Linked DNA regions of Homo sapiens: region 1 is linked to region 2. Evidence: read pairs that join two places in POLR2A ChIA-PET (ENCODE). Cell type or tissue: HepG2. All regions are shown on one strand. Each heading gives the region's core, and the rest is flanking DNA. Links, peaks and the distances in the headings are about the cores only.

What was found. Peaks named below come from ENCODE experiments on the same cell type or tissue, not always from the same donor. Only the 100,000 strongest peaks of a DNase experiment are listed, where the experiment ranks them.
Region 1: POLR2A ChIA-PET joins it to region 2 with 6 read pairs; 7 of 35 experiments call an interaction of 5 or more read pairs at or near these places.

The regions. Positions count from the first base shown.
Region 1 is chr3:197,518,846-197,523,234 of GRCh38, forward strand. BDH1 (3-hydroxybutyrate dehydrogenase 1) reads right to left here. Exons shown (of 8, transcript NM_203314.3): 6 at 3,795-3,936. Among named protein-coding and RNA genes, the nearest start is that of LINC02012, 11 kb to the left of the region's middle. RefSeq lists enhancers at 1,967-2,672, 2,673-3,378. In HepG2, for the core only: a CTCF peak has its summit at 1,228; a DNase peak (open chromatin) is centred at 2,066; H3K4me3 peaks cover 1,609 bases.
Region 2 is chr3:197,290,277-197,294,665 of GRCh38, forward strand. All of the region lies in intron 3 of DLG1 (discs large MAGUK scaffold protein 1), which reads right to left. It overlaps MIR4797 (microRNA 4797), which reads right to left and starts at 3,672; the gene lies at 3,602-3,672. In HepG2, for the core only: no CTCF peak of the experiment used is centred there; a DNase peak (open chromatin) is centred at 2,175; H3K4me3 peaks cover 1,335 bases.

The DNA.
Region 1 (4,389 bases), core at 217-4,216, 230 kb after region 2:
GGCCGACCCCCCTCATCAGTCACTTCCTGCTCTATGGTCTCCATCCCCCCTCAGGCTGACCTCCCCGCCCCATCAGTCACTTCCTGCTCTATGGTCTCCATCCCCCCCTCAGTCACTTCCTGCTCTATGGTCTCCATCCCCCCTCAGGCCGACCCCCCAATCAGTCACTTCCTGCTCTATGGTCTCCATCCCCCGCTCAGGCACCCCCCATCAGTCACTTCCTGCTCTATGGTCTCCATCCCCTCCTCAGGTGGATCCCCCCATCAGTCACTTCCTGCTCTGTGGTCTCCATCCCACAGCATGGTAGGCCAGGCCTTTTCCAAGCTTCTCCCTTACTCCTCCACATATGTTCTGCTGCCTGTCAGCCTGCGAGCAGCTTGTGTTGAAATTCTTCCCATGCTCTTGTAGTGGTCTGATCCAGGCATGAGTGCTGGACGGCTCAGAGCACTCTCCCACTTCACAGATGGGCAAGCTGAGACCCACACAGGGGGCAGGTGCAAGCCCAAGATCACATTTCTAATAAGTGAAGCCCAGGTCAGGCGTGGTGGCTCAGGCCTATAATCCCAGCACTTTGGGAGTCCAAGGCAGGTGGATCACCTGAGGTCAGGAGTTTGAGACCAGCCTGGCCAACCTTGTGAAACCCCTTCTTTACTAAAAAAAAAAAAAAAATTAGCTGGGCATGGTGGCAGGCGCCTGTAATCCCAGCTCCTCGGGAGGCTGAGACAGGAGAATCACTTGAACCCGGGATGTGGAGGTTTCAGTGAGCCGAGATCGCACCATTGCACTCCAGCCTGGGCGGCAGAGTAAGACTCTGTCTCAAAAAAATTAATTAATTAATTAATTAATGTTGACTGACTGACTGGTAAGTGATGTGCCAAGATCAGGCCATGCCCACGGCCTGCTCTCGGGCCCACTGGCTCGGTGTCCCCTGGGGTGGGGACAGGGAGGGCTGGTCCCAGGCTCCAGATGTCCTGTCCCTCAGCGTCCTGCGGGGGTCGGGGCCGGTGGCAGATGGCTCTGTGGCTCTCACCAGACAATCTCCTTCATCTCGCCCCCGTGGCTGGCTCCCCGGGCTTTGGCAGCAACTGTTCCACAGAGCCAGGCTGCAGGGCGTCAAACTCGCCAACCAAATGTGCCCCCCCGGTGGAGAAGGGGAAGAGGACCCTTCTGACATGTCCTGCATGGGGTGTGGGTCGGTGGCGGCCACTGCGGGTCGGAACGCTCTGGGAGGGTGCTCCCTGGAGTTCACAGCCGGCATTGCCTGAGGGGGAATTGCCAAGGCAAGGCCAAGACATGGCAGAGTGGCAGAGTGTGGAGGGGAAGCAGGGAGAGGGAGGAGAGGGAGACGGGAAGAAAGCGAGAGCAGGAGATGGGGGACACGCCACTGCATATCTGACGGATGTACTGTTTTCTTCAGACCTAAAAGTCTTCAAATCCTTTTCCAAAAAAAAAAAATGCAGTATCGGTTAAGGAAGTTGATGGTGAGAGGTTCATCCAGCCCTCCGGAATGCCCGGCGTGGGAAAAGCAGCAGGGAAAGGTCTGCGCGTCAGGCTGGTGCTGGGGTTGGAGCCCAGATCCCCGGGCAGGGGGTGAGTGCCTCCCCTCTGTGTGGGCCGGGGCCCACCCTGCCTTGTAGGTTAGGCTGCCTGGCCAGTCCAGTACAGACAATGGAAGTGATTCTGCCCCAGAGTCAGGGGGGCAGGGGACGAGGACCGCCAGCCTGAGCAAGCCGGCCTGGTGCGTTCTCTGCTTGGGTCTCCGGTGATGACGCCTTTCCACGGGCATTTTAGATCACCACAAAACCCACGCTATAATCAAGTGGCTTTATGGTGCCGATGCAGCTGTTTTCCTGCCCAGTAGTTTATGAAGGAAAATATAGCAGCTGCCCAGGGAAGGTGGGAGGGAGGAGAATTTACCGCCAGGGAAGGGCGAAGCAGGCTGCAGGTTCTGAGCCGGTAATCACCCCAGCGGGACCCATCCTGCCTTTTCTTAATGGGCTGGCTCTGCCTGTTAATTATTAAACAGATGTTCAGCGAGAACAGAGAACAGAGAGGCCTGTGAATGGCCTGTTGGGAGGATGGGAGCGACAGTGGGCTGATGAGGTGGCACATCAGAGACAGGCAGAGGAGCGGCATCACCGACAGCCACACACGCAGCCTCTGAGGCAGCTGCTGTGACAGACAGCACATCCATCTGGCTGATACAGGCTCAGCAGAGCTCCCCGCATGGGATCTGGTCACTCCTGCCTTTTCCGCCTCCTTCCCCAGCCACTGAAGTAGCTGCTCCTGAGAGCTGCCCCACCCCATTCTGAGGGAAAGCAGAGGCCTGAATGACGCACACCCTTTCTGCCTGGGCTGTCAGGGAGCTCAAAGGTAAACTTCATAGATTCGCTTCTCCAGATGCTGCTGGGCGGCCCGGCTCCAGGGAGCTCCATCCCCCACTGCTGTATTCTACATGAATGGCACCCCGAGGTTGCAGACAGAGCTCCTCCCACAAGGCCCTCCACTGGCTGAACTGGAAGGATATTTTAGTCCTTATGCTACTGGAACTTTCTGTAGCTTTTGACCCTGTTGGCTACTGGTACTGCCCTCTCCTCCAAACTTTCTGTTGTTTAGCCTCTGGGGAACTGTATCCAACCTCTCTGACAGCTGCCTCTCCCCCTCCTCTGATCCCCGAACACTCACATTCCCAGGGGTCCCTCTGTGCATCTCCCCGACTCCCAGTGTCACCTGCCGTGGGCACCTGCTCTTCTAGCCTGGACATTCCCTCAGGGTGGGCGCTTCAGTGTCTCCCTATCTCCCCACCTGCTCCTGCAGTGCGGGGCACCAGGTGTCCAGGACAGAGACTTCGCGCCTCACCTCATCCCCACATCCAAGTCACCAAGTCCAGGCAGCTTCGCCTTCTCAACACTCCTCGCACCTGACCCTTCCTGTTTCCCAACACCTACCACCCTAGTTCCGGAGTCCAGAACCCATGTTTAACTCCCGCTTTGAATCCACCTTCACATTGCCACTGCCATCCTCAGAGGGAGATTCACAAGTCTCACAATGACCAGGCCATTCCCTCAGGATGACCCCTTCAGTGGCTCCCCAGTGCCATTGGGAGACCAGCCATGTTCCCTCGCCTGGGATCCAAGACCTCCCTCCCCAACCTCCTTTGCTGCCACCCCCTCTGCGTGACCTGACCCATGACTCATATTGAGGTGCCGGCTAATCCCACCACTTGACCAACAGCCCCCGCTACCCTCCCCGTGCTCCTCGAAGCTGTGGTTCCTGCTCTCCCCTCCTCTTGGAACAACCATATCTGCTCTCTGCCACAATCTGCCTTAACTGGCCTATTTCCACTGCGCCCCCATGGCTGGACTGACCCCTCCTTCCTGTGCTGCTCTGCCTCTCTCAATGCACGGCTCCCTGATTTTGAACTCAGTCCTCCGGCTGAACTATGAGGTCCTGGGGACAGAATGTGCCTTGACCATCTTTGTGTCCCTGGCACCCAACCCAGCTCCTGGGCCAGAGGGGGCATCAATGGGCATTGGCTGAACTGACCTGAATCAGTGCGTAGCCACCTAGCACTCCGTGAACTCTGAAATCACCTCCTGACTGTATTTTTCCATTGCCCTATTGCACGTGTATGTTTAGTGTAATCCTCTTCCTCCTACTGTGCAGGAGGAAGAGCCTAAACAATAAGGAAGGGAGTGTGGTGGCAGGATGCCAGCCAGTGGAAGGTGGTGTTCGGCAAGTGCCCCTTGGAATGGCCCCATACACAACCCCTGCCGTCCGAAGGGGCGCCCTACCTTTCTCAGGGTCCTTCAGGCTCGAGCGGACAATCTCCACCACTTTCTCCACCTCTTCGCTGCTGCAGACATTGAGCTGGACGGTTCTCAATCGGTCACTGTTTAGGCTGTCCAGCTCCTTGACCCCATCATGGCCTTTGTCCTGGGGAGGAGAGAAGAGCTGCTTCTACCTCCTTCCTTCCCACCCTGAGGCAGACCCTGAGGACTCCTGTCAAGGCAGGAGCTGGCCTCAAGTCCCAGCCAAAGCCTCAGGCATACTGGCAACTGCCCATGGGCCTGGCCCACCAGCATGCGGTTCTTTTTAATCCTGAGCACTGATGACCTATCAAGCATCAAGCTATGTGCCACAGACACAACCATGAATAGGATGAAGAGCCGGCCCCCAAGGCCTCAAGACAGGATTCCTTCTCCAAGCAGGGGTTGCAAACTTATGTGGGGCAGGCGGGGGCCCTGGGGAGTACAGGACATGTCAGGAATTACCACGTGGGGATGGAAACCCAGGGTTGCCAGATGCTTACATTTTTAAGCTAGTAATTGGGAAATCTCTTCATTCTTTTAAGTGTTGGCAACTTACACACATTTAAAAAAAAAAACA
Region 2 (4,389 bases), core at 172-4,171:
GAAATCTTACTTTTCAACAACCATATTATAAACCGGTTCAAGAATCATCAATGGATGCTAAATATGGGTGGAAATTTTGCTAAGGAGTAGGATATGTACATGGTGTTAAAGTGTCTCCCCCACATATTGCCTATAAGCCACAAGGGGTAAAAAACAATGACTATAGGATACAGAATTCAGACAACACCCAACTAGGTAATCAAAATCAGTATCATCAACAAAGAGCAGATGACTCTGTGTACCTCTGGATGTACAGAATCCTAAGCCAGGAATACAAAACCTGAATCTAATCACAAGGAAACATCAGACAAACCCAAAATGAGAAAATTATATTAAAAAAAAGTAAGAGTGGAAGGAACTGCGTTTTTCAAAATCATCAATCTCAGCTGGGCGCAGTGGCTCACACCTGTAATCCCAGAACTTTGCTCAGGAGTTCGAGACCAGCCTGGGCAACACCTGTCTCTAGAAAAAGTTAGCCAGGCGTGGGGGCTCACACCTGTAGTCCCAGCTACTCAGGAGCCTGAGGCAGGAGGATTGCTTGAGCCTGGGAAGCAGAGGTTGCAGTAAGCCACCACTGCACTCCAGCCTGGGTGGCAGAGCAAGACCCTGTCTCCAAATAGTAAAAAAAAAAAAAAAAAAAAAAAAGTCAGTCTCACACAAGACAAAGAAAAGCTGTGGAAATGTGCCCTAAGTAAAGAGACGTGACAACTAACGGTAATATCTGGTCCAAGTCTGGATTCTGCACTGAGGAAAAATATGACCCTGCAGAGAGGAAATGGCTTAGAAGAAATATTTAGATGCCTTTACAACTCTGATTCCAAGGTTCTAAAGAGAATTCAGCCAGATTCAACATAATCAAAACACTGCTTCAGAGCAGTAGTAAGCAAACTATGAGCAAAGAACTCAATCTAATTGAATCAAAACCATCAAGTGAGAAGTTACTAAAATTCTCCATTTCAGGAAGTTTCAGCCAACGATGTGATCCATATCCTGTTTTCCTTACTCAAATCTAGCCTACAAAGTTACACACACACACACACACACACACACACACACACACACACAGTTAGCAAGAGACTAAAATGTAACATCAGTGGGACTAATATAATGCAAAAGAAATTTAAGAAATTTTGACATTTTACCACTATAGCTGGAAGATCTCAAACCCTGATTACTAAACACTGTTTTCAAAATGTGTGATTTCCATCATCATAAACATAATGCACCATTATAAATATTTTCCTTCAAAGTGACAATCATTTAAAGATTACTAACCCTAAAGATTGCTATCTGTCTTAAGCATGCTTGTCATTTAGTATTCTTTATCAGATTAAAATACTCAGTTCTGAAAAACAACGATAAAGAATATCCCAATGGTTGACGGTGAGAAGTATCTATGGATTCAGATTAGTTGAGTTCAATTTCTGGCTCCGCAATTTAGCATCTGAGGGTCCAAGGGCAAGATTGGTCATTTCTCAGTGCTTCAGTTTTCCAGTCTATAAAACAGTACAAACACCTCATACAGGTGAATGTACACCTCACAGGATTACAATGACTAAATGATATATTTGTATTAGCACATAGAAAGTGCTCAATAAATGTTGGTTATTATGTTTTACATACACTTGAAGAGGAGTCATATACTCACACTTATTAGGATGGCTATTATCAAAAAAAGAAAGGAAAAAAATTAAGTATCGGCAAGGATGTGGAGAAACTGGAAATCCTGTGTGCTGCTGGTGAGACTGTAAAATGCTGCAATCACTATGGAAAACATTATGGTGGGCCCTCAAAAAATTAAAAATGTAACTGCCGTATGATCCCACAATCCTATTTCTGGGTAAATATCCAAAAGAACTGAAAGCAGGGTCTTGAAGAAATATTTGCACACTCACATTCCTAACAGCATTATTCACAACAGCCAGGAGGAGGAAGCAACCCAACTGTCCATCAATGGATGGCTAGATAAAATGCGGTATATACATACAACGGAATATTATTCAGCCTGAAAAAGGAAGAAAATCCTGTCAACAACTACAACATGAATGAACCTTGCGGACTCTACACTGAGTGAAATAAGCCAGTCGCAAAAAGACAAATACTTCTATGAGGTTTCTAACATGATCAAATTCACTGAAACAGAAAGCAGCACGTTGGTCACAAGGGGCTGGGAAGTGAGAGGAAAGGGGAGCAGTTGTTTATTCGGTATAGGATTTCAGTTTTGCAAGACGAAAGTGTTCTGAAGATTTGTTTCACAACAATATGAATACATTTCACACTCCTGAACTGTACATTTAAAGATGGTGAAGATGGCAAAGGGGTCATACTTTTGAAACTAGTATCTACAAATAAAGATAGGGTAATGTCCTTTTATAAGGGCTAGTGAAACTATTAGATTTTAATAGAGTGGCAACAAATGAACTGGTAACTAAACTCATAAATGGACAGTATTATTACATAATCCACTTTCATTCTGAAATCTCTGCAGAAATAAAACACTGCATTAGAATAAGCTTATTTATTGCAGACAAAATATACAAATCACATGACTCAACTTACTCAAGTCTCTAAAGCCAGCCTAATCTTGGGCCCCAGTTTTTCTCATGCACAAGGAAAGCAGATGAGTTCTCTGATCCCGTAAGAAATAACTGCAGGGGTTTAGACTGGTATGAAGTCTCTATGGACTAGCAGTGTCATCTCAGATCCCACACACCTTAGAATCATGAATGAACTGAAACCACTATGGACCTGAATACCTGGGCTCTGATTATAATCAAACCATATCCCGTCTACTCAAAAAATTTTCAAACTTAAGCACAAAAAACTGGAATACAAAAGCAAGTTTTCAAATTGCTCTCACCTAAATCACAGAGTGAAATTAAGCAGACTTTATCTTCCTTTATACAAAAATAATCACCAGGTATGTTTTGGGAGTAAATTTTAAACAAATGTGCAGTTCATGGACTTTTGTTAAGATACAACTTTAAATATTTAGCTCTAAAGAAACAATACATCAGCTGAAATTCAAAATTAGTAAAAACTTTTCTGCTTTCAATAATTTTTAAATCTTTAAGCCATCCTTCAAAGATACTACCAAGTATCTATCAGCACTAGACCAATGATTTCTATATTACATTGCGAGTATCAATTATAAAATGCACTATTTCATGTGTCAGAACACAGAAACACTGTCAATTAAAAATGACATATACCAGATATTGAAATATTTAACAGTTGGTATTTTAGAACAAATATAATACAGTACGTACATGCTTGTCCCTCTGAATAATCCAAAAGTACAGGAACCTAATCTATGTATCAACTACAGGGGGGGACACCAAACCCCTAGAGACTCAAACTTTTTTAAATGCATGAAAAGTCAATATAAACTACCAGTTCAAAGAATCAATCAATAAATGATCAATGCAGACTGAAAATCCAAAGACACTTGGCACCCCAAACAGATAACTAGATAACTCACTGCGGCCTAAACAAGTGATTTCCAAATTAAGGAAGTGAAAAATCTAAGCACTCAATGACTCCAAACAGCTCAGGTGGCCAAGACCCCTGTTCTCCTTTAATCCAGTGGTCCACAGGTACCAACTCAGAAGACAGAGTGCCACTTACTGAGAGAAAAAACCTTTCAGTAAGTGGCACTCTGTCTTCTGAGTCGGATTTTTCTGCAAACACTATGGACACAATGAACTGGTTTAGCTTAGGGCAGTTTACAAGCTTAAAGTACATTTATGACACTGTTTCAAAACAATGGTAGAGTTGCAAAATACAAAGAAAATCTTATCAGACTAAACATTTTCAGACTAAGTATTAAAAGTTATTCAGGAAACACAAGAGAATGTATTTATTCCGTAGTATCAACAATTATAGCATGGAAACACACAGAACCTCTATTAAACGTTATCTATTTCAAAACTCCTAAAATCTATTACTTGTCTTACACCAAAATGTGATATAGTACCACATCCTATAGAACATTAAATATAAGTAAATTTAAATGTCAAAGTAAATTCACAACCAATGAAATTAGAAGATTCACAAATATAAACTTAGTAATTAGGAAGCTAACTCTAGGCCAGACGCGGTGGCTCACGCCTGTAATCCCAACATTTTGGGAGGCCGAGGTGGGTGGATCACGAGGTCAGGAGATCGAGACCATCCTGGCTTACACAGTGAAACCCCGTCTTTACTAAAAATACAATACAAAAAATAAAAAATTAGCCGGACGTGGTGGTGGGCACCTTTGGTCCCAGCTACTCAGGAGGCTGAGGCAGGAGAATGGCGTGAACCTGGCAGGCGGAGCTTGCAGTGAGCGGAGATCTCGCCACTGCACTCCAGCCTGGGTGACAGAGTGAGACTCTGCCTCAAAAAAAA